Linked DNA regions of Homo sapiens: region 1 is linked to region 2. Evidence: chromatin loops called from intact Hi-C (ENCODE). Cell type or tissue: mammary epithelial cell. All regions are shown on one strand. Each heading gives the region's core, and the rest is flanking DNA. Links, peaks and the distances in the headings are about the cores only.

What was found. Hi-C counts contacts between places; a loop is a spot of excess contacts. Peaks named below come from ENCODE experiments on the same cell type or tissue, not always from the same donor. Only the 100,000 strongest peaks of a DNase experiment are listed, where the experiment ranks them.
Region 1: it touches region 2 in a loop (2.1-fold over the local background); 4 of 110 quality-filtered maps call a loop at or near these places.

The regions. Positions count from the first base shown.
Region 1 is chr10:27,984,555-28,000,701 of GRCh38, reverse strand. ODAD2 (outer dynein arm docking complex subunit 2) reads left to right here and starts at 1,623. Exons shown (of 20, transcript NM_018076.5): 1 at 1,623-1,708; 2 at 5,522-5,783; 3 at 13,159-13,316; 4 at 15,491-15,683. The coding sequence starts at 5,560. LOC112268060 (a long non-coding RNA gene) reads right to left here. Exons shown (of 3, transcript XR_002957065.1): 2 at 6,310-6,393; 3 at 5,551-5,634. RefSeq lists an enhancer at 5,019-6,218. In mammary epithelial cell, for the core only: no CTCF peak of the experiment used is centred there; no DNase peak of the experiment used is centred there; H3K27me3 peaks cover 541 bases.
Region 2 is chr10:28,116,389-28,132,535 of GRCh38, reverse strand. It overlaps MPP7 (MAGUK p55 scaffold protein 7), which reads left to right. Exons shown (of 17, transcript NM_001318170.2): 6 at 845-976; 7 at 7,445-7,526; 8 at 8,420-8,505; 9 at 11,868-11,942; 10 at 12,146-12,342; 11 at 12,821-12,885. Among named protein-coding and RNA genes, the nearest start is that of SNORD130, 51 kb to the right of the region's middle. RefSeq lists an enhancer at 12,142-13,341. In mammary epithelial cell, for the core only: no CTCF peak of the experiment used is centred there; a DNase peak (open chromatin) is centred at 8,275.

The DNA.
Region 1 (16,147 bases), core at 3,820-8,819, 130 kb after region 2:
GTTGCTCAGATCTTGGTGGGTTCTGGCTTTTTCCAGCTTTGCAAACCAAGGTGAAATGTCCTGAACTTGGAAGATCTCTGGCTGGCATCCACATTGGACCCAGTAATGCTCCCTTATGTCATACAGCTGATTAAAATGTGCAGAGGAACTAAAGTACCCACAGAAGCTTCCTTGCTTCCAGGACTGGGACTACTCCAGGATCCTTCCGAAGGATGCCCTCTGCTCCTCACCAGGTTGTGACCTGCATTACCGCCACAGGTGTGATGCTGTTGTCTCAGACTGTAATCCACCCATTTTTAAAAGGGCTTCTCTGTATACCTATTAGCATAAGCCCCTTTCTCACTGGTTGCAAGTCTAAGCTTCTCTGCAGGTAGTATCTCCTTTAGGTGAAACTATTCCATTCCTAACAACTTTCGCACTTTCAAAAAGAGAAGAAAAGAACCCAAAACAGGCCAGGCATGGTGGCTCATGCCTGTAATCCTAGCACTTTGGGAGGCCGAGGTGGGTGGATCACTTGAGGTCAGGAGTTCAAGACCCACCTGGCCAACATGGTGAAACTTCGTCTCTACTAAAAGTACAAAAATTAGCCGGGCATGGCGGCGCATTCTTGTAATCCCAGCTACTCAGGAAGCTGAGGGGGGAGGATCTCTTGAACCCGGGAGGCAGAGGTTGCGGTGAGCCGAGATGGGAGGCAGAGGTTGCGGTGAGCCGAGATCGTGCCACTGCACTCCAGCCTGGGTGATAGAGCCAGACTTCGTCCCCCACCCTCCAAAAAACCCAAAACAAAGGACAAATATCTATACCTCATATCCCTACGTGTTTGCAGAAAGGTTCTGCTTTGAGCTGAATCCGTATAATATTATGACAGGTGATATCCTAACATCATTCCACATTTGCCTCTTTGGCATCCGGAAAAGAATCCAGTTTTAATTCCTAAACACCCCATCATCCTAAGTGCTCCGGCATTGGTCCTTAAACACCGTGTCCCCCCACCCCAAGATAGTGCATTCTTCCCCATCCCCCCCCACCTCAATATTCCCACTCCTTTATCCCTCACTGGTGTTCCAGTTGGGGCTCTTGCTGGTAGGGTGTCTAGAGGTGGGGTCAAAACCATCTTAATGGACAAAGGTAAAGGCCATTTAAAAAAAGAGATGGGGGACATGTTTTCATTTCACTCCGATCCTCTGCCCTATTGAAGAGCGCTTTCTGCTTTCCCGGTGAGTATCAGAGTATTCTACCATATTTGTTTTTTTGGAGAGAAACATGTAAGCCTCAAATATCCTAGGAGAAGCCCTATGCTATTTGGGGGTACTCAGTGAAGATTTCAGGTACATACAACGCACTTGTCTGGAAGCCTATGGAAAAATGTAAAAAGGGGTTTCTAAGGAATATTTTCTGCTTCCTTTCTGCTCCATTTTAAGTTTTCTGCTAACTTGCCGCCGACCCCGCAACTGCTCACGACCTCTGTCAAAGTCAACCTTTCCCACCGCGTGGAGTGAGTTAGGGTGCACACTCGGGAGTTGCATAAAAGTGTTTGAGAAAGGGAGATGCAAAGTTGAATAAAAGTGTTTCCCGGGAGGGGCCGAGCGGAAAGCAGCAGGTGGCCGGGGCGGGTGGAACCCAGCGCGGGCGCAGAGCGTCTCTGGCGCGGGCATACGGTGCAACGGGTCCGCGGGAATCTTGGATGCGCGGAGGTCCCGAGACCAGGGTAACGGACTGGGCTGCGGTCGCGGCCGGGTGAGGCTGGGAGCGGAAGGCGGCGGCGGCGGCGCCCGGGGGAGGGCACGGGCCCTGTAGGCCTCCCACAAGGGCGCCGGCGTGCGCGGCCGCAGGGCGCGCAGTGTTGACCCGCGTCCTAGCAACAGGCGGGCGCCGACTGCGGGGGGCAGGGTGCTGCAGGTGAGTGCGGCTGGGGGTCTCCACGCTCACCCCCGCAGGGGTTCTGCAGCCGCCCGCGTGGATCGGGAAACAGAGGCGGCTCTCTGGCCCCGCCGCTGCCGCTCTCGCCTGCTCCCCTTTCCCTCCCGGGGACCAAGACCCGCCCCCTTCCCTTCTCTCTCCCAGCCCCATCTCACTCCTTCCTCCCCGCGAGACCCTGCCTCGGCCCTAGGTTGGGGACCGTCTGCTCCTCAGTCCCTGCGCCCCTCTCTGCACTACCTCGGCCCCATCACCTCCCGGATCCGCTCTCCACTTCTCCCGCCGCTTCCCTGCCTCTCCTTCCCCCAGCCCGTCTTTCTCCTCCGCCCTTTGCAGCTCTGCCTCCCGCTCCCAGCGTGGTTTTCGCCGTCCCTTCCCTCCTCGTCCCCTTACCGAATCCATTCCTGGAAACTTAGGGTCTCAGCTCTGACGCCCCCTTCTTGTAACGAGTCTGGTGGGGGCCGTCATCCCACACTAGGCTTAGCTTTGGTTTTACTTAGGGCCCTGTTCATGTCATGTCTAAAAGTTCGATTTTCTGTCGGTCTTACTGAGTAACTTCTGCATTCTCAGAAAGCAGTGTATGCGCGGACTCCCCGTGGATGTTACCAACCACATTTCATAGATCTCAGAGCTGATGGCTGCCTTTCCGTAGCCCCCTAAAGAATTCGGTTGTGCTTCTGTTTAAGTGTTAACGATGTGATTACCGAATGGGTTTCATTTCACTAATGATGCTGGAAGCTTGAAATTGACCTTTAGAAAGAAAAACAATCTGTGGTATCTATTGGATAAAGAGAAAAATGAGTGCTAAGTGATTCCCAGTTTATGTAAACATCCCAGTTTATGTAAACACGTAACCAAAACTTTTTTCCTTTTAATCTTTAAACTTACTTTCTTTACTTCAAAGGTGTGTGCTGTGTATTTACATGGATTCATTTTAACTATGGTTCTTAAGCCAAAAGAGCTTGGCAATGGGCAGAAACCGGGGAGCAACTGGTCTTGATTTTAAAATCTTAGTTTTGAGTTATGCCGACCATTTTTGAACACCATTTATTTATTTATTTATTTTCTAATAACATTGATCTTGCCTTCTGGATTGTCATAGGCCACCCTGAGGTTTTCTTAAACTCACCAACCTTCTTGAATAAAACTTGTGCATTGCTACGGTTCACTAGACTTGGAAATACAATTTGAATAGATTCAAATGTTACATTTCTGTCAAAATTTATCTTGACGAAAATAACGATTTTGCATTTCTTAATTCTGTGTTAAGGGTCCTTCAAGAAGTTACTATATGGTATGTTGACTACCATAGCGTTACATAATCTATTTAATTTCGCATTTTTTCTTTAAAAATGTGCAAGAAGCAATCTTTATAAGATTACCAAAACAAATGTTATACTTAAGATTAAAGACAGACAGAACTTTCACCTAAGCCTTTCTGTATAAGATAAAGCTATTTGCACTTATTTCACACTATTTTACACTGATTTGCACTTATTTTACACAACAATGGGAAATTCAAGAGTCTCACACATACACATCAGAACATGTTTATGTGTTTAAATCTAAAGCATTTCTCATCGGTTAGCAATAGAAACAAAATGCTAGAATACTAAAACAAACACCCAGAACAAATTTGTGCACTAATTTCTGCACTTTATTTCATGACCACTTTGGTATATATGTCTGGATCAGTTGTTCTCCACCCTATCTGATCCAGTACTTGGTTTTTATAGCATATATGTTGTAAGGCTGCTTTGCTATCCTGAAATCAATATCATAGATTATAATCTTACATATTTAATATAGTTTTAAATATTGATAGTGTGCTAACTGTAAAATGAAAGAAAATAATTGTAAGAAAAGATTGGCATGTAAACGCTCAAGTACCACTACACTAGAATATATAGGGAAGTAGTCAGATGTCCAGCCTTACACAGAATGACTGTGAACACAGCAGCCCCAAATGCAGACTGATACAGATGTGCCATTGCAACTTAAATTTCTCAAATAACATTGCCATCAATGGTGTCATTTTCCAAAATGCTGAGCTCTTGGTAAAATTCCATGTAAAACAAAATATGTACAACCTTCTTTTCGTTTATGGTAGCTACAATTCTGGAAAATTCAGGGTGTAATAAAACTGTGACAAAATACTCTGCAATTTTTGCAAAGTGCAGAAAAATTCTAGGCTCAGGTAGTGCTTATCTGAAGTTTTTCACTTACTAGATGCCTGGAGGTTACAGCAGAATTCTTCCTTCTGAGGTACTATCCTGCACAGGATATTTTACATTGTCGGTCCTCAACACTAAAGGCCGATAATGCCCCCTTTCCTATCATGTTGATAACTAGACATCTCTATAATATTTCTATACTCTTTATCAGCAGGAAGTACTGCCCTGTTGCCATCCAGTGATCTCCTGTGATTGAATTTAATAGATAGTTCAAAGATTTAATACAGTACAGAATGTAAAATCTCCAAGTCTAATCTTTGTACTTTAAGCCTTTTTAATAATGATGGGAGTAAAAAGCCAATTTTATTCTATATTTAACCGTATAACCATTCTTCTAATATTCTGGAAGAAAGATTTTATCAATAAGTGCTATACAAAAGAGAAAAGAAACAAGTATAGATTATCTGCCAAAAAAGCATTAAATGTTCATTATGAAGTCAGAACGTGCTTTCTAACTTGGCTCTTATTTAACGTTACAGATTTTGTTACTTTTTAAAAGATCTTCTTTTACAGACTAATTTCTATTTAGCCAATGTGAAATTTGTCTCACTTGAATTGGTTTTAAATTTTACTGCTAGACTCTTCTGATAACTAATTTAGATAAAAAGGCTGAAAGAGTCTCACTTATTCCTACATCTCTCACATTAACTCTTAAGAAGGTTGTGAATTACAGTAAAATGTCATCTGGGCAGGATATACAGGCAGGGAAAATAGTATTTGGATTGTCCAGATATTCTGGTAATAGGATCAATGTGTCCTGTATCAATTTTTAGAAAAAAAATTATATTTCACAATACTGTTCTTATTCTATTTCTTTTTTAACTCAGAATGCACTTGGGGAAACCAGAGCTACCAGAATCATGTTCTTCAGTCATCATTGTGATGATGCAGATATTGTCACTGTAAGAAAGTCGGGATAACAGTATTCAGTTTAATAGTGTAATTCTAAACAATGTGTGTCCTGGCTGAAAGGAATGTTTGTCCCTGAAACTGCTGGCTCCCAACAGAGCTGTGAACAAAAGCCCTTAATATAAACCTCTTCCACTTCCTTTTTTTTCCACTCTTGGAGTTTTCTATTTGGGTTTTATGCCTATCTGTTTGAATCCTCTCTCTTAGGCCCTAGGGAAATTAGAAAGAAGTTATTAATTTCAGGGCAAATACCGGAAATTTCTTAAATACTAGTCAGTTTTATCTAGTGCTGGTTTACTACTTCATTGAACTGAAGAGCAATTAGATAATGTTAAAAGAATCTTCCAAGATTAATAAGCAGAATGTGGGATGGGGAGTACTAGTTTAAAGTCTTGAGAATGAAAAATGTTCCAAGGAAAAGGTGGACGCTGTTGTCTCTTTCTCTTTCTGCTCTGATGTAGTGCGTGTGCTAAGCTCAGGTCTGAGCACGGTGGATCCCATGGGTGTGGCTCTGAGGAAATTGACGCAGTGGACTGCTGCCGGACATGGAACTGGAATCCTCGAAATCACCCCTCTAAATGAAGCGATATTGAAAGAAATTATTGTGTTTGTGGAGAGTTTTATCTATAAACATCCTCAAGAGGCAAAATTTGTTTTTGTGGAACCACTTGAATGGAACACAAGTTTGGCGCCCTCAGCATTTGAATCAGGTTATGTTGTCAGGTAAGCCAGTTACTTGCTTCTAGGATTTGATATCTTCGTTGTACATAGTATTATCAATTGGTTCTAGGTTTGGGGGCAAGTCACCTAACCTCTCTGAACCTCAGAAGCCCTCTAAACCAGGGAATGAAAACCAGAGACACACAGGTGAAGTCTGAGGATATTCAGCTTGGCCAACACAGTATCTTTCTAAGTTTTAAATTTTTCAAATTAAACAAAATTTTAATTTTTGTGGGTAAATTTCTTTTAACAGGGCATCCGTTATCCAGGTCACTACACTGCCAACATCCATTGCTGCTTTATGCCTGGCCTTTCCACCCATATGTGGAGATATATATACACATATATATACTTTTTACAGATGAGGTCTCACTATGTTGCCCAGGGTGGTCTCAAATTCCTGGCCTCAAGTGATCCTCCTGCCTCAGCCTTCTACAATGCTAGGGTTACAGGCATGAGCCACCACACCAGGTCATCCATATTCTTCTGAATTTTATTTCTATAAATGTATGGGGTACTTCCGTATTACCTGCCAGATGCCAGGAGCCATTGGTTTCGTGACCTCTGATGTAGATGAAATCTCTTCTGGTATTTAAATTGATCAATTCCTGGGCTAGAAGCAGGAGGCGGCGGGGAGGGGTGATGAATGATGAATTTTGATTTTGCCCAATATAAGGGAGAGAATTCTTAAGAATTACTGGTGTCCTCAGATTAGAGCCTTTCAAATCTGAGATGAAAAAAAATTTACTTCTGTCTCAAACAGTGAACTCTCAATCTATCTCATTCAAACATGGCTAAAATATATATATACACACACATACGCATAAATTATGTGAACAAATTAAATATAATTGTATAAGAATGTATTAGTTCATTAAGCATTATAATTATACAATAAGTAAGCTAACAAATACACACACACACACACACACACACACACACACACATATATATATATATATTTGCCAGCCTCAGTTTATTTTGCACCTTAGGCATTCTATTTTCTACCACCTTGTTCTTCTTTGTTCTGGATATGAACTTTTAAAGTCTGATCATATAAAAACAGTTCCCTAGCTAGCCAAAGCTTCCTGTAGATGCCTTTTCCCTTTTCTCCCTTTGGGATTATTTGTGAGAATAAAGTCAGAATTTCATTTTTAGAACTGCAGCAAAACCATTCTTAAACTGTATTTCAAAAGCTCTTTAATTCTTCTATTGGTCAGCCTTCTCTCTGAGTTGTTTGAAGTCATATTTATTTATTTATTTTTTTTTCTGGAGACAGAGTCTCGCTCTTTTGCCCAGGCTGGAGTGCAGTGGTGTAATCTTGGTTCACTGCAAGTTCCACCTCTCTGGTTCAAGCAATTCTCCTGCCTCAGCCTCCTAAGTAGCTCGGAATATAGGCATCCGCCACCACGCCTGGCTAATTTTTTGTATTTTAGTAGAGACGGGGTTTCCCCATGTTGCCCAGGCTGGTCTTGAACTCCTGAGCTCAGGCAACCCGCCTGCCTCAGCCTCCCAAAGTGTTAGAATTACAGGTGTGAACCACCACGCCCGGCCTGAAATCTTATTTTTCTAATGGTGCATTTTATTTCTAACTGTGCCAGTGGTAACTTTCTCCAGAAGTTGTCATTTCTGTATTGTTCAGCTTTTTTCCTAAGCTTTGAAATATGATCTCCTACGTAAAACAAATTAAAAACATATTAACTACTTGGCTGATCATGGTGGCTCACACCTGTAATCCCAACGTTTTGAAAGGCCGAGGTGGGCAGATCACCAGAGATCAGGAGTTCAAGACCAGCCTGGCCAACATGGTGAAATCCTGTCTCTACTGAAAATACAGAAATTAGCCGGGCATGGTGGCACGTTCTGTAATCTCAGCTACTAGGGAGGCTGAGGCAGGAGAATTGCTTGAATCTGGGAGGTGGAGGTTGCAGTGAGCCGAGATTGCACCACAGAACTCCAGCCTGGGTGACAGAGAAACTCCATCTCAAAAAAAATTAATATTTTTTTATAAAAATGCATTTAAAGCAGATGACAGAAAAGAATATCATGATTGTTTTGCCTTTGTACAAATTTTGTGCTCCAAGCACAAACGTGATCACATCTGACCCCTAGTTAGGTGGGCTGTGACACACACCTCTCAAATCTATCACTATTTCCCCCTATTCTTGTCCAGATTCTTTTTGCCTTATTTCCATTCTTATATCTCAGCACACAGTTATTTATGTATTTATTTAAGACAGGGTCTGGCTCTGTTGCCCAGGCTGGACTGCAGTGGAGTGATCATAGCTCACTGCAGCTCAAACTCCTGGGCTCCATGGATCCTCCCACCTCAGCCCCTCAAGCAGCTAGGACTATAGGCACATACTACTATGCCTGGTCAATTTTTCTATTTTTTTGTAGAGACAGGATCTCACCATGTTGCTCTGACTGGTCTTGTACTTTTGGCCTCAAGAGATCCTTCTACCTTGGCCCCCTGAATTGCTGGTATTTCAGACCTGAGCTGCTGTGCCCAGCTCTGCATGCAGTCTTTATGCACAGTGTTCCCTCCTGAGAAGGGCATTTTGACATTTTGAAACAATTACCCCTTGATTTTTATACTTCTGTCATATTTACTATACAACTTTTCCTTGGGCTAATTTCTCAATCCATTCTTTTTGTGTCTGACCGTTATTGATATCTTTGATGTTGGAAGGGTAGAGAGAGGTATTGCTGTTGTATTTGAAGGAAACCATGCTTGCCTGGCGCTGATGAAAACCAAGAGTGCCTTGAAGAAGGCAAAGTGTACAGCTGAGATTTTGGTCATAATGGAAAGTACCAGATGCTTTAACATCCAGGTCTTGACCGTGCCCCTTGGTCTACTCCCCAAACCAAAGAAAGTTCAGTAACCCATAGCCACTCAGTGTTTGCTATGAGAACAAGTGATGTCAACCAGAGATATTCTCAATTACCCAAAGAATTTATTATCAAAACAGTCCCCATGACCTCATTCATTGCCCTTTGGACCAAGCACACTCTTCTGGCTTCTCTGCTGTTAGTACACTATTATACATTTATTGAAAGTGGGGAAGCTACTTTCCTTCCAGACAGGACTCAGGTCTGGGCATCCATGTGTAAGGCCAAGATTATCCTGGAGGATTTGAGCTTGGAGTCTCTGGATGTGTTTCTACCAAATAGGAATGTCCTTGGATACTTTAAAGTAAAGGAGGATGCCTCTCCTTGTGGGTAGACCTCTCAGGCCTCTTGTTCCAAAACAAGTTAAGTTTTATCTACGCTGAAATTCTGCCGAAGTAGATAAGCTACCCCTTTTTTGTTGGTCTCTGTGGACATTGATGGCAATATATTTATATTTGTGGCTTTAGTTCTCATTTGATGTTGCACATTCCAAATGCACTGTGGGCAACAGTCAATAGAAGTTTGATCATCCTTTTTCTGATTAGGCTAATGAGAATCTGATACTGAAACTGATACTTTAGTCACACACTGGAAAGGTTTTATGTTTCATCAACTGCCTTCTGTCCTTTTGTGCAGATCGTTATTAATTGAATAGATGGGCATAGCCCTGTTCATGTTACGTGATGGTCTTTTCCTTAGAATGATTCCCAGTGTTTTCATCATGTTATAACATTTGTCATCATCTTTCCACGTTTAATTTTGGGGTGGGGGCTGGGGGTCAAATAGCTCTACTTTCATTTCATGGAAATCATAGGTCTCTTTGTATTATCATTTGCAATTGCTTTTGTTCTTATCAGACAGGATGAAATTAATAGTCTTCCTAAAACACCTCAGAATGAAACTTAAATTTGCTGTAAACTAAGAACAAATGACACCACTCAATGGCAATACCATCTGTGGTACATAGAACCAAGGCACTTTGATTCTTTCTAATGTAGCTTGGGAAATTTATAAATTGGATAAGCGCTCAGAATCACATGGTGAAAATGTTATTACCTGATTTTTTTTCCTTCTCTGGTAGAACTACAGTATGATTTTGAATCAAATGTGCTATAATATTGCCATATTTTATTTTTAAATCTCACTCCACTGCATCTCAGTGATATATATGCATCGAGATAAAAATATATTCTGGTAGGAGTTGGGACAGGAAGTCAGGTCACCAGAGCAATGGCTGTCTTCCCCTCAAGAATGCACAATTCACACACAATTTATACCTTTCTGGACCTTAGCTTTGTGATCGATATCATGAAAGGCTGAATTTACATGATCTCTAAGGTTACACTCAACCTATAAAATAATATTGTTTTATGAGACAATAATTATTGCATTTTGGTAAAATTTCTAAGTCACAGTAGTAGGGTCAGTGGCCATAAGTTTTGTTACTGAGCTATTTATTTTTTGTCCCTGAGGACTGCTAGTTTCTTAGCTATAGCCTTATTTTCTATGTTACTATTTAGACATACATTTATTAAGTAGTAAGACACTAAATGGGGCCGGGTGCAGTGGCCCATGCCAGTAATCCCAGCACTTTGGAAGGTGGAGATGGAAGGATCACTCGAACCCAGGAGTTCAAGGCCAGCATGGGCAACATAGCAAGACCCTGTCTCTAAAAAATAAATAATAAATAAATAAACAGACCAACGAATAAATAAGCAGCCAGGTGTGGTGGCGTGCGGCTGTAGTCCCATCTGCTTGGGAAGCTGAGGGAGAAGAATCCCTTGAGCCCAGGAGTTCGAGGCTGCAGAGAGCTATGATTGTGCCACTGCACTCCAGCCTGGGTGACAGAGCAAGATCTTGTCTCTTAAAAAAAAAAGGACACTAAACTCGATACTGAGGATTAAAGAAAAAAGACACTTTTCTGCTTTCTTGCTTTAGAGTATAAACAGAATTTTTAGCTCCCTTCCACGATTCTGGTTTAAAAGTTTCTCCATCAGGTCACTGGAGTTTTTGATAGCTCATTCTTCCTGATCTTCCCAAGGTGAGTGCAGCATTTTTCTTTCCAAGAGCTCATTCTTCAGGTGTTAGAAACTGTGAGCCTGAAAACTGAAACTTCCTCTTCAAAATCTTGTCCATAGCTGGCGTTTTTTATTTTTCAAATCTATTTTTATTTTATTTTTTGAGAGGGGGTCTCACTCTGTCACTCAGGTTGGAGTGCAGTGGTGTGATGTTGGCTCACTGCATCCTCCCGCCTCCCGGGCTCAAGTGATCCTCCCACCTCAGCCTCCCAAGTAGCTGGGACCAAAGCACGTGCCACCATGCCTGGTTAAGGTAGCTGGCATTTTATTTCTGACTTCTCTGTTAAGTTACAGGCTTCAACTGGTAGGAGCAATGAAAAATGTCACCTGTGCCCTTTGGCTTCTCACCAGGAGTTTCACTCTCTCTAGTTAAGTAGCTTGGTATCTTTGGTATTTGGTCAGCCTGTTACTTAGTCCTCTCACCATCCACTTCGTGTGGTGGCCAGCCCTTGATGTGAGTAACCTTTAGGTAACAGGCCTTTAAAAAATCTCTTAAGTCCTAAGGGCATTATTCCAGAAGCTTAATTTTAGAGAAAATATACATTTTGTGAACAATGCATGTCATTGGCAAGTCTAGAAATATTTTATTCATTCATTTATTCCCCAGATGTTTACTAAATGTCTTCTATGTGCAGTTCCTATCTGAAGTGCTGGTGATAGGGGCAGTCCCTATCTGCACCCAGCAGAATCGGACTCATAAAGTCCCTCTGTGAGCCCTCTTTTGCTGCTGTAACACATTGCCCCAAACCTAATGGCTTAACACACACAAATGTATTATCTTACAGTTCTAGAGGTCAGAAGTCTAAAATGAACCTGCAGGGCTAAAATCAAGGTATCGGCAGGGTTGCATTCCTTCCGGAGGCTTAAGGAGAATTTATTCTTTGCTTTTCCAGCTTCTAGAGGCCCCTATGTTCCTTGACTCATGACTCATGGCTCATGGCTCCACATCACTCTGACCGCTGCTTCCATCAGCATATCCCTGTCGCTGCCTCTGTCCCTCCTGTCTTCCTCTTATAAGAACCCTGGTGATTATGTTTGGCTTCCTCCAAATACCCAGAATAGTCTCCCCATCTCAGGATCCTTGACTTAATTTCTATGCAAAGTCCCTTTTGCCATGTAAGGTGACATGTTCATAGGTTTTGGGGATTCAGATGTGAACATTATTCTGTTTCCCCTAGTTCCTATCCTCTTATTTTTATTCTAGTGAGATCGTCAGTAATAAGTAATCTCGGTTGGTCAGATTTACTTTTTCTGATGAACTAGCAACATTTTACATCTATGTATCTACATTGCAATTCAAAATATGTTAGATCAGGCCAGGTGTGGTAGCTCACGCCTGTAATCCCAGTACTTTGGGAGGTCGAGGTGTGTGGATCCCTTGAGCTCAGGAATTCAAGACCAGCCTGGCCAACATAGTGTAACCCCGTTGTCTACTAAAAATACAAAAATTAGCGAGGCATGGTGGCATGTGCCTCTAGTCCCAGCTACTTGGGGGCTGAGGTGGGAGGATTGCTTGAGCTCCGGAGGCAGAGGTTGCAGTGACCCGAGATCACGCCACTGCACTCCAATCCCGGTGACAGAGGGATACTCTGTCTCAAAAAAAAAAAAAAAAAAGCTAGATCAGGTGTTAAGGTGTCAGGAGTTTCATCAGATATAGCCTCCTGTAATACAAAACCTAGACAGTTTAGTTAATGTTGTAAGTGGTAGAAATCTATAGAAATATCACTTCCATGAAAACATCTTAATATTTTTTAAAGGCCAACCTGAAAAAAATCATTAAAATGGATGGAAACACAAAGCTAGGAGACTCAATAACTTTTGATCAGGAAGAATCCATTTAGAAAAACTGCCTATTATCCCAAGGCAAACCAAATAAAGAAGTTTAGAGTGGGAAAGGAATTCAGAGAGGATCTAGTTTGCCTTCAGTTTGCTTTTTTTTTCATAGTTTTTTTGTTCATAAACACAGTGTAGCCAAGAAAACCCCTAACCACTAATTACTGTGGTGTAAAAATTTTATAAATAAAATAACATTAGAACTCCCCAAAGCATGAAGGGTTTTGCAGAACCAATGATTTTTAAAAAGATGCCAGAAATCAACACATTTTAGAAAACAAAAACAAAAACTGTGACTATTTGAGTTCAATTGTGAATTCAAGAAATTGCTAAAAAAAAAAAAAATTCTTCCTTGGTTATATCCTATTGGTCACTAGGCTTGCTGGTAAGTTTGAGGATTTAAGAGTTTGAGTGTGGAAGAAAGTGGGAAAACAGATGAGCTACTAACCAGATGTATTTATATTTTCTGTATTTTATAATGAGATATAGGAATAATCTGTCTAAATGTCTTAAATTTAACTTCTACTGACCTCTAGGTAGCATGAAGCTTTCAATTTTTTATTTTTATTTTTTAGTGAAACAACAGTCAAATCAGAAGAAGTTGATAAAAATGGACAGCCTTTGCTATTTCTCTCTGTACCACAAATTAAAATTAGGAGCTTTGGGCAGCTGTCACGCTTGTTACTTATTGCCAAAACTGGGAAGTTGAAGGAAGCCCAAGCATGTGTTGAAGGTGATCTTAATGCTCCAGTCTGTGATTTGAACTTTTAGAAACAATCTTGCTGGGAAAGTGGGGAAAGGGTGGGAGGATCATTTGTTAGAGTCTCTTGAAAAAGATTCTACAATCTACAAGGTAAAAAGTCAAATGTACAACTTCATGAAAATGTTATTAATTTTCCTTGGCTGCAATATTATGCTCCTATCAAATTTCTGCTTTAAAATGAAAAGCCTGCTACCTTACCACTGGTAAGTTTCTAGGTTTCTGATTTTAGCATGTGGTTTGAAAGAGAACCTTCTCAGCTTCTGGAAAGCACAGGGGGCTGTAGCCTGTTAGGTCAGTGTCAATAGAGAAGACAGATGACAAGGGCTGGCCTCTGAATCCACTCTCTCTCGGCATACTGCCAAGGAATAGATTGAATGACAATCTATTTCCTTTAAAATGAATGTAGGCTCTTTCTTTAGCAGAGACAGCCTTTAATAGTCTCCCTTTCCACTTTTCTCAGCCATATTCCACTGTGGACTTCACAGCCTTCTGTGAATAGTTACAGTCATTCAACTTTGTGGCAAATATTTTTCTTCTTCTTAAAAATATGTGATGTTCACACTATCATCTAATCATCTAACATGCAAAAAATGAATGTGGTTGCCTGCTATAATTGTGTGGTAAATGTTTCTTATGAGTAGAAGTACCTAATCATAGGTGATAATGTATGCGTCCTGCTTTATTGGAATTATGTGACCAATGGGTTTCTGGCACAAGGTATTTGAATTCTGCCTATTTCTGTGTGAGATGGGAAGATGGTCTTTTTTTTACTTTTATTTTTTAGATGCTAACCTCAGGATGGCAACCTCTTTTTATGCCTTGCCTATTACTCCTTATTAGGCGAGGGTATCAAGTCTTGAAGAGTAAAGCTGAATTCAAGGAGGTAGTTAATAGATGAAGGATTATTCATTCAATTCAACTCAATTGGTAGACATAATATGTAGATTTCTATATAGCTGAATACTTATCCATTTGCTAAATACTTATCCTTTGCTACATTTTGCCATTTCTGCAAGAATTTTGGTATAACCCTTAGTTTCAGGTCCAAGTTGCATGGTACATGGCAATTTGGTAGTCAGGTTTATGCCATTCCTCAGAATCTGCCTGCTCTTTTTGTAAATCTCTGTGTGATGACAGTCATAAGGTTGTTAAGTTGAGATGCTCAATAAATGGTTGATTCCTTTGTCTCCTTTTCGCTGCTCTCCTCTCCCCCAGTGAAGTCCTTTTCTCAGCCTTAAGGCCTTGGCATATCCCATGACCACATGGGAATGTTAATGCCTTCACTATACTTTTCTTCATTTCCTTTAAGTTAAGCTTTCTGAATTAGTCTCATAGGCCTTCCTCTCCACCCCCATCTCAATGCATACATATTTTCATCTTTCTCAAATTTCTCCATTCTAAACAAGGGTTTTCCACTTTCTCCTTCATTTTCAACCATATTGGTTTTTGACATTAACCAAATTCTGTTTTCAACATCTCTAGGTTCAACTTTCACATCTGTATCAGCCTTGATAATGAATTGGTATTTGTTTTTCACTATAATTTTAATATATATATAATTAAATTATGTATATATTATGTATATGGCTAGATGTGCTTTCCAACTCTAAGATCATATGGCATTGCAAATATTAAGCTGTTTGAATACTTGCAAAAGAGTGCTACTGGGTCTGTAGGCTTAGGAAAGCATGCTATTTTGGAAAGAAAGCCTTTATAAATACCCAGCACTGCTACACACACATACACACATGCACATATAGTTCTAGTGATGATTCTTCTAAGAAGATCACTATTTCTCCATCTTCAAATAAATTCTGAATGTATTAATTGAATGTGCATTCTGAACAATGCCCCACGGCCAATTAAAAAAGAAAGAATGAATGACTGTCTTGGTCTTTGTGCTATTAGGGAGATATATAGATGATGTTACAATACAAACTAGAGCATCTCGTGAAGTAGAAGAAAGTTCCTAAAAGCAATGGAATCTCAGACGTAGAGATGAATTCTAATTGGGTCGTTTAGAAAAAGCTTAATGAAAGAAACACGTCTGAATGGACTTTGAAGGATTTATTAGTCTTAATGTTTGTTGTACTAGAAGACAAGTGGATAATTTTTATTTGTCTCCTTTTTTTTTTTTTTGGCAGCTAACAGAGACCCCATAGTAAAAATCCTGGGCTCTGATTATAATACAATGAAAGAAAACTCAATTGCATTAAATATTCTTGGCAAAATTACCAGAGATGATGATCCTGAAAGTGAAATTAAGATGAAGATTGCTATGCTGCTTAAGCAATTGGATCTGCACCTCCTCAATCATTCTCTAAAACATATTTCATTGTGAGTCTTTTTCAAAAAGGAACCTCTATTGTATTGAGCCAAGATTGCACCACTGAACTCCAGCCTGGGTGACAGAGCAAGACTCTGTCTCAAAATAGATAGTTAAATAAATAATAAAATATTACAATTAAAATTAAAAAATTAAAAAGGAACCTTTAAAAATTAGTTACAAAGTTGCTTTCAGAGTTTTAGAAAAAAAGACACAAGAAAAGTAAAGTATGGAAGTTATTGCTATGGATTTAACTTTACATTTTATTGGAACAAACAATTTTCCTGGGATTCATTTATTCCAGTTCTAAAAATTAAAAATTGCAGGTGACATCACGAAAACATTCTGGTGGGGTTTCATGCAATTCTGAAGACATTAGGTGGTCTTGTTATTTTCAAATGCTCTCAAGACTATTACACAAATTATTAAATTATAATGCAGATATCATGTAGAGTTTGTATAGTCCAAAGCATGT
Region 2 (16,147 bases), core at 6,285-11,284:
ATCGCTTGAGCCTAGGCGTTGAGGTTGTAGTGAGCTATGATCCCACCGCTGAACTCCAGCCAGCGTAACAGAGCAAGACCTTGTGTCTAAAAAAAAGTTTTTAAAAAATAGAATATATATTGGTTATTGAGAATGTCAGTAAGAGGAGAGGATTCAAGGATGGCTTGAGTAATTTATGAATAGTGGTGTTGCTTATTAGGGGTCAAGTTTGTTGAAAGTCCAAAACTCACTCATCTAAAATAGTGAATTGTGACATGTCAAAGTTCTGGTGTTCTTTTCATCTTTGGTGTAGAATTACATTCTTTTATACACATAGTAGTCACCAATTACACACACAATTAAAGTGAGGAAAAAGACAAAAGAATCTGTCATATTGATCATCATTGTATTTTCTGCTAATAGGAGAAAAAATAGTAGGAAAGAACAAAATATAGAATATTCTCAGACTCTATTTGACATTGCATCTTTAGCCCTCATGTTCTCCCTTCCCCCAAAAGTAACATCCCCCGCACTCTTGCCCCAAATTGCTACCTTTTTAAGGATAAACCAGAGAATGTACAACTTAGAGGAGATTATTTGTTGATTCTTTACATACATCAGTGACACTGGGGACAGAGGTGGCTGCTAAGTAGAGCTGCTATCTGCTCTCTGGACAAGCACTGTTTCCCATTCCATTTGTAAGAGGAACCTATTCAAGTAATTGTCTTATTACCACTACTATGTCAAAACCGTAACACTGTTTTGATTTTCCTTATAGTTTGATGTGTTTGAAATTTTATATATATTACATATAATATATAAGTATGTATATTTACTTATTTAAATCAACCTTTGAATATTACAGGCTTTGCTCTCTGTACATGATACTGTGGCTCAGAAGAATTACGACCCAGTGTTGCCTCCTATGCCTGAAGATATTGACGATGAGGAAGACTCAGTAAAAATAATCCGTCTGGTCAAAAATAGAGAACCACTGGTGAGTTTTGGTGCTCAGATATGAGTAGATACCATGATAGGGCCAAATCTGATGGTGCATACCATGTATAACTCTTTAAAATATACTTCCTCTATGTTCTTAAACTTTAAAAGAAATGGAACATTGATGTCTAAAGAACATGCTTTTGAAAAATGAAAGTGAAGGTTAATAGACATTTTATTGGCTACATTTAAATAGCAATGATTTTGAAAATGTAACCTGTTGACATTTATGAAAGAAGGCGTAACATGTACCAAGCATGGTTGATTTGAGATTACATGGTACAACTTAAAAAAATTGCTATTGTCTATGGGAACGCAACTTTAAGTTATTTTATATACTTAATTCAATTGCTTTTTAAATTTAAACTAATTTACAGCAGGTCCAACAAAACTTTTGAGAAGTCTCAGTGAAGTAAACATCTAATTTCTTTGTTAAACATCTTTTGAAGATCTTATTTGGTCAGGAGGCGTGGAACTTAAATTTGTTTAATTTAATTTTATTTTATGTCCAAGTAGCTCTATTTTTAAAAATAAAAAAAGCTTAATATAGAAAAATAGAACCTCTAATGGCAATGAAGAAATTTCCAAAATTATTTGTTAGCTATTCCTTAAATAAAGTATTAAGATTTAAAATGTCATTTTAAATATTGGAATATGAAATCAAATGAATAGAATTACTTGTCTTGAAATTTTTCTCATTCAAATATATAATTAGTGTATTATCTTCGCAATTATTGTTAAGGTAAAGTAAGATTATTGTGTGAACAAATTTAAAGTTTAAAAAATACACTACCCAGAAGAATAGAAAATACTTTCAACAAATTTGTTATTTAACATCAGTCAAATGACATTTGTTAGTTCGGGGAATTGTTGGAGAAGCCACAAGACTGTCAAAGCGCAATGAAAAACACACAGAGAGAAGATTAAGAGTCAAAGATATCTTTAGGAGAATGAGCCCCAGTCGTGAGAATCAGAAGTAGGCAAAGTGCTGGAAGCTAAGCTGAAATAAAATTCTAGCAAGTGGATGGTCAGGAAATGCTTGGCAAGTGATTCATGAGGAAAGGCTGTAACGTTTGGCAACCAAGGGATAGGTTACCAGTGTTATCTAAAAATGCAATTTTGTTTATTGGGATCCATAATGTGGTGACATGAACACTGAGCTTGCACTGGATGACCTAAGTGGGAGTTGGGATCCTGTCACTTTGCCCTGTATCCTATAGAGCAAACCACTCACCATCTCAGCCTCAGGTTCCTTATCAGAAAATCAGGAAATGTACCTCTTTGCAAGTGTTTTTGAACATCAGCTAAGATATAATGTGTTTGGAATGGTTTATGAGTTCTGAAGCATTATGCAAACATTATGTAAATATTAGAATATATTCTATCTAATATTTAAAAGATATTAGAATATATTCCATCTAATATTTAAAAGATATTAGAATTTATATTCTAGTTAATACTTATAAAAGCTAGGTTGCATCTGCTCAAGGAGAGAATGGTTACCTCAGAGAACAGGCTGTGAACACAGGTTATGTGGGTATTAGATAATGGATAGGAAAAAGGGTAATTACTTAAGGGGCAAGATCCCTTGAAAATGAAATTCTGTTTGTTGGTGAGTAGATTTCGATCCTAAATTCTCAGTGTTACTTGCATCGGCTGTCCTCTTGCTTCCTTGAGAACAGTGGTTCTCAGATTTTGGTATTGGAAGAATGACCTGAGATGCTTACTTACAATGCAGATTTCTGAGCTGAATCCCAAGGGATTTATATCAGGAGGGTTTTTTTGGTGCCTGGGAATCTTGATTTTAAAAAGCGTCTCAGATGTTCTTGGTGCAAGTTTTTGGTAGATCACACTTCAAAAACACTTGTTTCAAAGGCTCAATCTGAAATTCACTGTGCCACCTACTTGAGGAGACCTTGCAATACGGCAGTTTATAGGAAATAAATAAAGTAAATTTTTTTTTTTTTTTTGAGACGGAGTCTCACTCTGTTGCCCAGGCTGGAGTGCAGTGGCGTGATCTCGGCTCACTGCAACCTCCGCTTCCTGGATTCAAGCAATTCTATAGGAGATAAATTTTTTGTTTAAGGAAATCATGATAACCCAGTAAGCAGTCCCCTTTTATAAACCATTTTACAGAATTAATAATTAAGAAAAATCTGACCAGAATTTATTTTTTCAATCTAACTTGAAATTCTCCATACTCTGTTTTTAAAACAAAATCACATAGAATAAATTCAAAATAATTATGTAGGAAAATAAGTAATTTTTAAAATATTAGATCCAATTTTAATTTATTTTGTGTTGGCAGACTATGCTATAGGATTGATGACTTTTGTACAGTATCACGTGTAATGTGCTCTGTGTTTTTGAGATTTGATCTTATTTTCATGGAAATATATTGCACTGGGAATACATCAAACAATTGTGGTAAGAGAGGTTTGGAAAACAATATGGAAATAGAAGTCTTCAAGAATGAAGGGTTCAAAGTGAAGATTGATTCAAGTGGTAGTATCATGTAGAAAGTGAGAGATTATTCTTCAAGTCTGTAGTTTACCCTCCAAGCAAAGTAGAATCAGGGGATAGCAAGAAGATTCTATCAGGGCACTTATCTCTGTCTATAATGAGACCCTTATGCGTTGGAGTGCTTTGCATTATCTATACATTCCAAAAGTGATTTTATTCTGCCCATGGCTTTAAAAAGCGTCTATGTGCCAGAGACTCCCAGGGTTATTTCTCTTCCAGTCTTTTCTTCTAATCTTTAAATTCGTATATCCATCTGTCTATTTGTTATCTCCATTTGGAGGTCTAATAGACATCTCAATTTTCACATATCCAAAAATAAACTGCTGATCTTTGTCCCCAAATCTGTTCCACCCTTGTCTTAACCCCTTTTAGTTGATGGCAATTCCATCCTTCCAGCTGCTCAGCCAAAAGAAGTTGAGCCTATCTTTAATCCCTCTCTTTCTTTTGCATTCCATAGGCAATCTGTTGGGAAATCCTTTAGACTCCACCAATAATATAGCCAGATCCCCTTTCATCACCTCTACTCCTGCCAGTCAGATCCATGCCACCATCATCTTTCCCTTGAATTACTGTGCAGAGTGAGCATCCCAAATCTGAAGATCTGAAATCCAAAATGTGCCAAAATCTGAAACATTTTGAGTGCAGACATGAGCTCCAAGGAAATGGTCATTGGAGACTCTTAGATTTCATATTCTTGGATTTGGGATGCTCAACCAATAAGAATGCAAATGTGCCCAAATCTGAAAAGAAAATCTGGAATCTGAAACACTTCTGGTCTAAGCATTTCAGACAAGGGATTAACCTCTCATTAATTTCATTGCTTTAGCCCTTGCCATCCTTCACTCTTAGCACAGTGGGTGGAGTGGTCCTCCTAGGTTGTGCCCCTCCTGCTGTTCACAACCTTGCATGTTCCCTCTTTCATTCAGAGTAAAGCCCAGTGTCCTCACAGTGACTCATAAAGCACATAAGCTGACTCCCTTCTGCCTTTACCTCATCTCCTCTTGCCGCTCCTCTGCTACTGGGCTCCAGCCACACAGGCTGCCTTGCTCGCTCTTGAGCATTTTATTCACAGCCTTCCCCTTGGCACCTTTGCACTGGCTGTGTCTTCTGTTCCTTCCCATTGGCTAACTTCTTCACCTCCGTCCAGTCTTTATTCACTCAGACATCATCTTCTCAGTGAGTCCTGTGTCTTCACATTGTCTTTCCTCCGCCTGCCCTGGCATCCTGGTCTTCTATTTCCTGCCCTACATCCCCTCACACCCCCACAGTGTTTACCACCTGATAGGGTTCGGCTCTGTGTCCTCACCCAAACCTCATCTTGTAGCTCCCATAATAACCACGTGTCGTGGGAGGGACCTGGTGGGAGATAATTGAATCACGGGTCAGGTCTTTCCCATGCTGTTCTTGTGATAGTGAATAAGTCTCACGAGATCTGATGGTTTTAAAAACGGGAGTTTCCCTGCACAAGCTCTCTGTTTGCCTGCTGCCATCCATGTAAAATGTGATTTGCTCCTCCTTGCCTTCCACCATGATTGCGAGGCCTCCCCAGCCACATGGAACTATAAGTCCATTAAACCTTCCTTTCATAAATTGCCCAGTCTCAGGCATGTCTTTATTAGCAGTATGAAAACAGACTAACTCTCTAACATACTGTATAATGTATGTAATTATTCCATCTCTTGTTTATTGTCTTGTCTCCCCCATTGGGATGAGAAAGCAGACATTTTTTTCTTTTTCATCAGTTTATTATAAGCCCTTAGAACGGTGCCTTGCACAGAGTAAGTTCTCAATAAACATTGGTCAACTTCATTGAATACAGAATAAGTCAAAGGAACTAGCATTAAGTATAACAAACAGGTTAGATAGCCCTATACTGAAAAACTGTACAGTCCATAGTACAGAGAGAGATTGGTTCCACTTAACTAATTCTATGTTGCAAACCACGGCTGTATGTTGTGGCGAAAACAATATTATTTTGGGGGTTGATGAGCTCAGCTGGGAGGTTCTCACTTGGAGTTCCTCATACATACAGTCAGATGGTGGTGGCTGGAGTGAACTGAGGGCTCCTTCATTTACACAACTGTTACCTGGGCTTGGAGCTGGAAGGTTGGGGGCTGGCCAAGTGTCTCTTTCTCTAATTGTTACCTTTACTTGGCTAGCTTGGGATTCCTCAGAGCATAGCAGTGGTCATGATTTCTTACATGGCAGTGAGATTCGCATAGAGCAAGTGTTTCAAGAGGCCCAAGTGGCAGCTACAGATCTTCTTATAGCCTTTGAAGCCTCAAAACCATTTTTACCACTTAATGTGGGAATATGGCATGCACATACAAGGAGGGAAGGAATTGGTGATCCCCCTTTTAGAGACAATCTCCCCCAAGAGTAATGAACTCATAGACAGAATGAACTTATGAACGAAAGGTTATGGGAAGATAGAGGTTAAGCAGTATTGGATGATGATTGAGATGAATGATTGTGTCTCTGGTCAGATTACCTTAAACAAGTCCTGATTTTTCCATATACTAGTTATCTGATCTTAGACAAATTACGACCATTTAATATTCAGTTTATCATCCAGAAACTATGGATAAGTAAACTTAGATTACTAGGCTTTTCTGCCGTTGGGCATATTTGGTGGGAAAATTTGAGACATGTCATTAAGGAAAATGAAAGTTGATTTAATCAAACTAATTAGTTATATTGAGAATATTACATTTCCAGTCATTTTGGAAACAAGTTAGAAATTGAAATAAAAGCAGAAAATACTAGTAGTTGGTGAGTCTAAGCTTTATGACCATGAAGTGATGCTCATTCAAGTCTCTGGCCTTGAATACATGCACAGGTGATGAAAAATGCCGTAAAATGCCTGTCACTTAATTCTTTGACTTTTTTACTATTATTGGCTATGTATCTGATAGTTATAGATAAAGGATACTTATTACAGATGGACTTTTACTTTGTTTACATATCTGTTCTTTAATGATATAAATGTGTTTATTGACAAACTGGAGAAAAATTTCACTTCTTTTGGATGAATTCTGCTGCCACTGAAAAGCATACCTTTTTAGCAGTATTATGCAATGTTGGATGGCTTTGCAAAACCAATGCCAGATTCTTAAAAGGAAAGTCATGGAAAGGCTTTCAAAGTAACCACTTGTGCCTGTTGTTCTTACAAGGCAGCAGTTAATTTGCTTCTGAGTATCTGTAAGTGAAGAATTTTTGGCTTCTTTTTGAGACTGTTTCCTAATCTTATGCCAATACTTAGTTCTATTTGTACTAGTTACAATCCTAGTTCACTAAAACCATGGAGTAAGAGCTCTTTCTTCTAATCATTTGTCTTAGACTTAGGCAACAAATATAACTAATTTCTGGGTTTTAACTTTTTTCTTTTTCTTTATAATTATCGCCCAAGTTTTTTTTAATTTTTAAATTTTTATTTTTTTACTATGATAACTGAGGGTGATAGAAGGATCACTGAACTAACTAAAAGTCAAATGATCTGGGTTTTAGTTTTTTAACATATAGAATCTTTTGTCTATTAGTGTAATTGTCACTATTCCACTTTCTTGATGCGGTACTATAAGGATGAAATGAATGAAGAATTGCTTTAAAAGGATAAAAACCAAACAGCATTGAAATACAAGGTATTTTTATAATGGAAAGAAGGTATGTTTATTTTACACAGTTTTGAAGAGGTTGAAGATTTCAAAAATCCTTAAATTGGGCTGAAACCCTTTGATGCTATGTAGATAGAATTTCCTCTATTTAGTCATGAGAATAGACATTCTAAGACAAATGGCATGATGTCTATTTTTCCTGCCTCATTTCTTTTTTTTCGTTTTTGTAGTTGTTTTCTCTTTTTTCAGATGAATGTCCTTATTTCCTCCTTTTCTAACACCTAGTACACACATTTACCCACAAATGCTTTTTGTTTTTGTCTTAAAAGGGAGCTACCATTAAGAAGGATGAACAGACCGGGGCGATCATTGTGGCCAGAATCATGAGAGGAGGAGCTGCAGATAGAAGTGGTGAGACTTTAAATGTTAACCAAGTACAGACTAATCACGTGTTTCGTGTGTAGCATTTCCAGTAGATAACTAAGAGGATAACCATCTTTGGATCTAATACAGCAGAACAAGTAATAAGATATTTTTCTCTGTGTTGAAATGTGAGAGCCTATTTAAATAAATGATAGATAAACATTACTCTATGGTCTTCTTGTACACAAGCATCCAAAGCTATCTTAAAACTTGTGGGCCGGGCGTGGTGGCTCACGCCTGTAATCCCAGCACTTTTGGAGGCCAAGGCGGGTGGATCACGAGGTCAGGAGATCAATACCATCCTGGCTAACACGGTGAAACCCTGTCTCTACTAAAAATACAAAAAAAAAAAAAATTAGTCAAGTGTGGTGGCGGGCACCTGTAGTATCAGCTACTTGCAAGGCTGAGGCAGGAGAATGGTGTGAACCTGGGAGGCGGAGGTTGCGGTGAGCCGAGATTGTGCCACTGCACTCCAGCCTGGGTGACAGAGCGAGACTCCGTCTCAAAAAAAAAAAAAAAAAAAAAAAAAAATCTTGTTTCTTCTGTATTTCTCAATTGAAAAGTACTGCTAAGAGCATGCAGCCTTTAAGATAAATAAAAATTATTTTATTAGTATATTAGTATAAGATATCAGTAATGTGCATTTCTAGACAAAGACCAAGCTCCTGTTACCATTTCTTGGCCAGCATTACTATGTTGTGGTTTTTGAGTCACTGCTATGGAGAGGCATAGAGGCTGAAACCTGAGATGTGTGAAGGTCTCCTTTCCATTCGTTAAGTGTATTAAGGGAACCTAACAATGCTTTACTTATGGAAACAGCTGCAAATTACAGTTTTGGTTGTGGGTAACACTGCTAATTTACCAAATCTCCTATTTCTCAGGTCTTATTCATGTTGGTGATGAACTTAGGGAAGTCAACGGGATACCAGTGGAGGATAAAAGGCCTGAGGAAATAATACAGATTTTGGTAAGCTGTAAATTTCTTTTAAAGGTACAATAAAAATAAAATCGAATCACTGTATTTCAGACTTTTAGACTTGGTTTGACATAGACAGGATTTGTATTAAGCAGTGCAGGGTTCGAACACTTAATCCCTGTGTGTTCTTGGAAAATATCTTAATCTATTCATGCCTCAGTGTTTTCATTTGCAAAATGAGAATAAGAGGTAACTATCCATCTGGAGTGTTTTGAGGATTAAATGAGATAGTATATATAAAGAGTTTTAGGGCCGAGTGTGGTGGCTTATATCTGTAATCCCAGCACTTTGGGAGGCTGAGACAGGTGGATCACCTGAGGTCAGGAGCTTAAGACCAGCCTGGCCAACATGGTGAAACCCGTCTCTACTAAAAATACAAAACAAAATTAGCTGCACGTGGTGGCAGTCACCTGTAGTCCTAGCTACTTGGGAGGCTGAGGCAGGAGAATCGCTTGAACCCAGGAGATGGAGGTTGCAGTGAGTCGAGATCACACCACTGCACTCCAGCCTGGGCGTCATAGCAAGACTTTGTCTCAAAAAAAAAAAAAAAAAAAAAAAAGAATTTAGTACCTGTCCCTGTCCCAAGTCTATACTTAGCAGATGGCATCTACACTGTGGCTGGTGATGCATTTATCTTTGTCTTCCTCCCATTGACACAGTCACATTCCATGCTATAGATCATAGCAATACAAATTAGTCAAACTAATTTAGATGTCTTTTGAAATCTGACACTTGAATAAAATTATTTTATGCCTTGGAAATATTAATTCTAAAGTTCATTTGTAAGATAAAAGGAAGGGAAACTCTCTTTTATATGTGAAAACATACTGGAAACCTATACCAACTAGAAGAGGTTTGAGTGTGTCTCAAAAACAGATCTCTGTATATATGAAAATTTAGTATATGGTTAAGGTGGCATTTTAAATCAGTGGGAAAACAGTGGAACATTTCATAGATGGTATCAGGTTAATGGCGCAGAAAAAATAAGGTCAATCCTTGTTTTACACAATACATAAAAATAAATTCCCAACAAATTAAATAAGTGCAAAAAAAACAAAAATTGCACAATAAAAGGTAATATACAATTTCTATAATTATAAGGTAGAAAAAGACTTTTTAACCTTGATATGAAAGTCAAATAGAAAAATAACAGATGTGTCTACTAGAATTCAAAACTTTCTTTATAGAAAAAAGGTGCCATAAAGAAACATCAAAGACAAATGAGATTGTATGAAAAATATTTTCAGTATATATAATAAAAGGCTAATGTTTCAAAATATATAGAGATGATAAAAATCAATAAGAAAAACATTTACAGAAAAATCAGCAGTGCATATGGACAAATACTTTACAAAAGAAAACATAGATGTCTGGAGACACGAAGGTGATGCCAAGCCCAGGGCAGGCTTGATCCCCTCAAAGCATTTTCAGGATATGAGATTGGAAAGCTTGATAATGCCTAGAGTTGGTCAGGGTATAGGAAAATAGGTATATTTATATGATTTGGGGATGGGATAAATTATTAGTAGAACTTTTTGAGATCTGAAACTATCAAAATTTTAAATGTGCATACCCTTTAGTTGGAAATTAATCCTCAAGCAATAATTTGGTAAATGTGTATAAACAAAATTTTTCAAAAATATTCGGAAACTACCAAGAAAGTTGCGTTGATCAAATAATCATTCATCCATATGCTAGATTATTGTGAGGCAATCACGAGAGATAGACCTATATGGCTCAGCAGTAATAGTAATAACAATTGAGTCCTTATTAAATGACACTGTTGTAAGGACCATAGATCCATTTAAAAAAAAACACACAGACACAAACTAGAAAAATAAGAGGAGATTATAGAAAAGACTTTTGTTTTCTCTCTACCAATGTAATTCAGTATTACAGTATGAGAATTCTTTATAAGATTTGTGAGCGCCTTCTACAATAAGCAATAGCAATGATATTACCATTTTGAAATAAATCAACCCTTTATAAAATTCTATTATTTAAACTATCAGAATCCCATTTTACTTAACTTGCTGTGTTGCACTAGAGCTGCCTTCTTAAGGCTCGGCCCAGAGCTGACTGTGTGATGCACCATTTCCCAACTCAGCTTTCAGCAACTTCATGCTGGTGAATTGAAATTGACTATAGTGAAAGTATTTATACCATGGAAATTGACAGACAGTACACATCAGAGCCTTTTTTTTTTTTTAAATAAATGGAGTCCTGGTTTACCAGTGCACCACAGATAGTGAGACTCAGAGATATGTCTTGCCCTACCCCCCTTCCTTTCATATCTTTCAAATGTGCCAAGTATTTAGTGCTTTTATGGAGCTTACAAATTAGCAGGAGTAACATATCTTATGAAATAATGGCATAAATAATTAAATATGGCTACAATACATGGTAAAAAGAGAGAGACAGAGAATGACATGAGACTATATTTAAAGAGAAATCCTATCTGAGATAACAAAAACTTGTGGGTGCTGGTACTTATTTTAATGAAGTTAGAATAGATACTCAGTCTTTTCATCTTTCAATTAATCTATTACGTTGGATATTTTACTCGCTCACCAGAATACAATAGATATGAATGTTCTTTATTTTTTTTTTCTGATGGGCATTGCCACTAATTGAATCATGTATTTGTAACTGCACTACTGACATTATAGGTGTTTTGTCCCCCAAAACATGGATGCTGATACTTAAATGTAACTGTATGAACCTTGTACATTATTCTTTAAAAAAAAAAAAAAAAGCTTCTTGCTCTGTCACCTAGGCTGGAGTGCAGTGGTGCGATCACAGCTCACCGCAGCCTTGAACTCCTGGGCTCAAGAGGCCTTAGCTTCATCACCACGCTTGGCTAATTTTTAAAATTTTTTTTGTAGAGACAGGGGTTTTGCTATATTGCTGGTCTTGAACTCCTGGGCTTGGGTGATCCTGCCACCTTGCCTCCCAAAACACTGGAATTACAGACACGAGCCACTGCACCCAGACCTTTATACATTATCTGTTCTAGTCATTGAATACTGTGTTTATTTAAGGTGTTGTGCATATTTTGTGTGTTTCTATTTCGAAGAAACTTGGATGGGAATGTATTTACTTGACAGCTTAAAAGTACACAGGAAGTAAAAGTGGATTTAGGAGTTAATGTTTTTTAACTTATTCTACAAACTTCAGAGCTTTCTTTCTCACATTACAGGAATTTCTACAAAAATAGTTTCCTCCGTTTAGTCTATCTAAGAGTAGAAGCCCCAAGCTTGTAAATTTTCAGATGCATTTCACTTTCTACCTATTTTACCTTATTCTTCCTTGGGTCTGGTTTTCTTATAACTCCTTGTTTTATCTGTTACCAGGCTCAGTCTCAGGGAGCAATTACATTTAAGATTATACCCGGCAGCAAAGAGGAGACACCATCAAAAGAAGGCAAGGTAATTATTGCTTAAAAACATTTCTTCGTGCGTGGGAGGGAAGTCATGTTTTTCCATCCAACACATATCCACTTTGTCACAACACATTTCTTTCAATATTCCAGTTTTAAAATTACTATGTTTGGAGTCGGAGTTAGGAGAATATAGGCCATTTCACATTTATTTTTTATCTTTATTCATCTTTAATGAAACTTTTCTTCCAGATGTTTATCAAAGCCCTCTTTGACTATAATCCTAATGAGGATAAGGCAATTCCATGTAAGGAAGCTGGGCTTTCTTTCAAAAAGGGAGATATTCTTCAGATTATGAGCCAAGATGATGCAACTTGGTGGCAAGCGAAACACGAAGCTGATGCCAACCCCAGGGCAGGCTTGATCCCCTCAAAGCATTTCCAGGAAAGGTGAGCTGCTGGTACATAATAATGGCTTTTCTCCAGCTGACCTTTTGTTCTCTGCAAAATATCATTCTGGCATTGATGTGATAAAATATGCTATAAAACCTTGCCTTAGAATTTTTTATCCTGTGGGTTTGGATTTCTGTTTTGTCTAACTAAGTATGATGAATGACCAAAAATAATATGACAGTACTGGGTCATATTAGATTTTTGTTATGAAGCAAATGGAAAATAGCACATTAATATCTTGAAACCATGTTGATATGAAAGGTGGAAAAAAAAAAGACCAGTGGTTTTGGAGGGAGGGAAGATAATTTACAAAAATTTGAAAGTGGGCGATTTGTTTCTTAATTTGAATCTATTGCATTACATTCATTTTTTTCTCTAACCTTTAAGTTTTTTCTTAAGACTAAATATTTTGATATTGTATTCACCTCGGACCTGTGCTGAAAATTGATAGGTATGTTGACCTTCTTTCTCCCAGGAGATTGGCTTTGAGACGACCAGAAATATTGGTTCAGCCCCTGAAAGTTTCCAACAGGAAATCATGTAAGTTTGTTAATAAGAATGCAGAGAAACCAAACCCTGATGTTTATTTTTGACTATTAAAGCAGGTGCTCATGGCAGAACAAAGGGTCCTATTACCCTAGCAATAACTTTGGGATCATCAGTTCTCAGGAACAAACAAATATGAGATTCATATTTGGAATATTAACATGAATCTTTTGAGGAAAGGGGTGGTTGAGGTTGTTAATAATAAATCCATGACTCACTCTTTAAGAAAGTGACTACTACTACTACTGTCTTTGATTTCCAAATATAGTTATTTTATTAAATGTCACCTAAAATACAGCTCTTCCTTCTTCAAAGCCAGGAAGTTTGGGTTAGGTATTTCTTGGTAAAGATTAGGGAGAAAAAAAATCTACCATTTTCTTGGGTACAAAAGCAATTGTGCTCAAGACCAATTGTTCTTAATTCCTTTCTTATCCCCAGATCATAATACTTCTGACCTTTAGCCTATCCCTTTGGAGTTATTACCAGACTAGATTAAAAGAAAATGAGAGAAAGACAAAGGATGGCTACCGTATGACTACTGAAAAACTTAGTGTGCATTTAAATACTTTTTTTTCTCTTTCAGCCTAATCTTCTGTCAGCTTTTCTTTATTTCCCACCACCCAGCTCTTCAAGTCTGCATCCCATAAATTCCCTGTTCCACCTCGCCTAGATGTTTCATGGTTCTAGGTATTTTAAGAGGAAAAAACCAACCCTTTGTTTTTAGCATAGAAACTGTACATTAAACAGCGAAATGACCAAATAAATGGCCCTGGAATTTTACACCAACATCTGTTTTTAGTATTGTTGCATTTTTCACATCTCCTGTGATTTCTGTCAGTTTGCAGAAGCATATAGCCCAGGAATCACATTAGAAGGGAGCCAAACTGTAGTCGAGTATAAATCTCACAAGCAGGCAAATGCTTAAAGTGGAGCACTCATTCAAAAGCCTGCTTGTCCTTGCTACATTAAGTCTAGGCACAAGGAAAAAAACCCTTGTCACAGAATGCTACAAGTCTTCTGACATCAGAAAACTTAAAGCTTTCGTGAGAATATTGCACTGTTCTTAAGCGTGATGACTTTTCACTGGCCAACTCACTAACAGAAAGGAGCTTTGAGGCTCCTTGCCTGACTGGCTCTCAAAGGGATTTTTAAATAGGAGGCTTACACATTTCTAATATATTTGGCATATGTGGGATAAGATAATGTGTCACTTAAAGATGAAATAAATGTAATTATACTCGAATCTGGATCCATACTCAACTCTTTTTCAGTCCTAGGCAACTTAGAAATGTACAGTTTGATATTATTATAAATTTTCATTGATTGAAAATTTTTGATAAGTGTATATGTATTTCTTTAAAAGAACTATACAAAAGGGATATTTTGCTTTTTAATAGCTCTTTCAAACTGGTTTCTATATAGATGCATAGGAAGGTGAGGTGTGTGTGGGGGTATGTGTGTTTGTTTGTGTGTGTATGTAGAAGTATTAATTGTAACGGAGTCCTTTTGTATGTTGATTTGCATGATTTCTTTTTTATGTTAATACTTCAATATTTGGATCTGATAAATATTTATTCTAGCATTTATCTTTACTGAAATGTCCTCATTTGACTAATTTTGTTTTTTTTTGTTTTTGTTTTTGCTTTTTCTGCCTCTTGAATACCATTCAGAAATGTTTGCTGGTCCTCCTCTCTTTCTTTCTCCTCTCTCTCTGTCTCTCTTATTAAACTAGAGTTTGATTCACTGAGAGATGCATTGTTTGTTTTTATATATGTTATTTATTTTCAAATAAATCTGGTCAAAATTATCCTTATTAAATCATAAACATATAACAGATATGGACTTGTTCAGAGAGACAATATATTTCTGTGACAAATAGGCAGCTAATGTCTTTATTCTCAAAGAATTGAAATTCTACTTGAAATTTCCTTGAATATTGTCTCACATAAAGTTAAAAGTTATGCATAAATCATTGTATTGATTCTGAACATTTTAAATGGCATTTAAAAACACTTTAACCTATGTTTTGATGATGATTCTTTACCAAACTAAAACTTGTAAAGGCCATCTGATCCACTACTTTCTGGATTTCAATATTTGGTACTTAGGGTTTTGGAATAGGAAACTTACGTTATCATGCCCTTTGTTGAATTATAGGAAAATGCCATGAAGAAAAACAGCAAGTTGGTATAAAATCTTTTGTTTTTATGATTTTGAATATTAATAGAATAGGGTTGTAAAAAAAGTTTCTGATTCAATTAAAATTTATAAAGGAAGAATAATTCTATCATGTCAATGTTTATAAATTTATTTTAAAAATACAGTGATAAAAACTTTATCCACTAATTTTTACAAGTGTACTTAACATCTAGGAGGAAATTGCAAATATAGGATTTGAAATAATGAATTTAGTCACATAATACCATTTACGAAATTAGCCAGTTAACTTTTTATACAAAGTGATTGCTCGTATTACTCTTTTCTAAATCTTTATTTTGCTTTTTATTTCATTTGTAGTGTATCACCATAACTTGAGTTTGCATGGGGGAAAAGTTCATGGAAGATGGTTCTGGAACTATAGGGTTTCAGTTAATATCAACATAGAAATAAATAAGGAAGGGCACATCCCAATCTTACTGTCTTTGCATTTTTGCACTTATATTTGTGCTAGAGCTCTAGTTCTTGGCTCCAAGGTAAGTAAAATCAGGAGCCATGATAATAACAACCTCTTTAGGCTTTGAAACTAGCCTCCTTATGCAAAATTCATAAGTGCAAGTCATATTCATCTTTGTTGCTTGGTTATGTCCTCCCCTAAAGAATCTTTGTGTATCTAATACAAACCCAGAAGAATAAAAAGGCTTTTCAAACAAAAAAATAATTTACCTCTTAAAAAATTCCTGAAAACTAAAACATGACCTCTTAAACCTAAAATATTTCTAAGTCTTAAGTAGCTGGATATAAGGACTTGTCTCCTCCCCCTATTTTTTGGAAGAATTGCTTACCGAACAAAGATATTTGTAATGGAAATTTGTTTCCCTCCCTCTCCATCATCTAATGATAGGTTCCCACATAATGGATTTATATTAGTAATGCAGAGAGAAAAGCAGGCCTCAAAGTCTGATAGATTTTCTTTTATATGACCAGCTTTTAGATTATTATATACAAGATGTAGCTTAAGTGTTCTGGAAATGAGTAAAAGTGAATCTTATGTCTCAGATAGAATGTAGGAGTACTTTTGCATGACAGGAACTTGGCA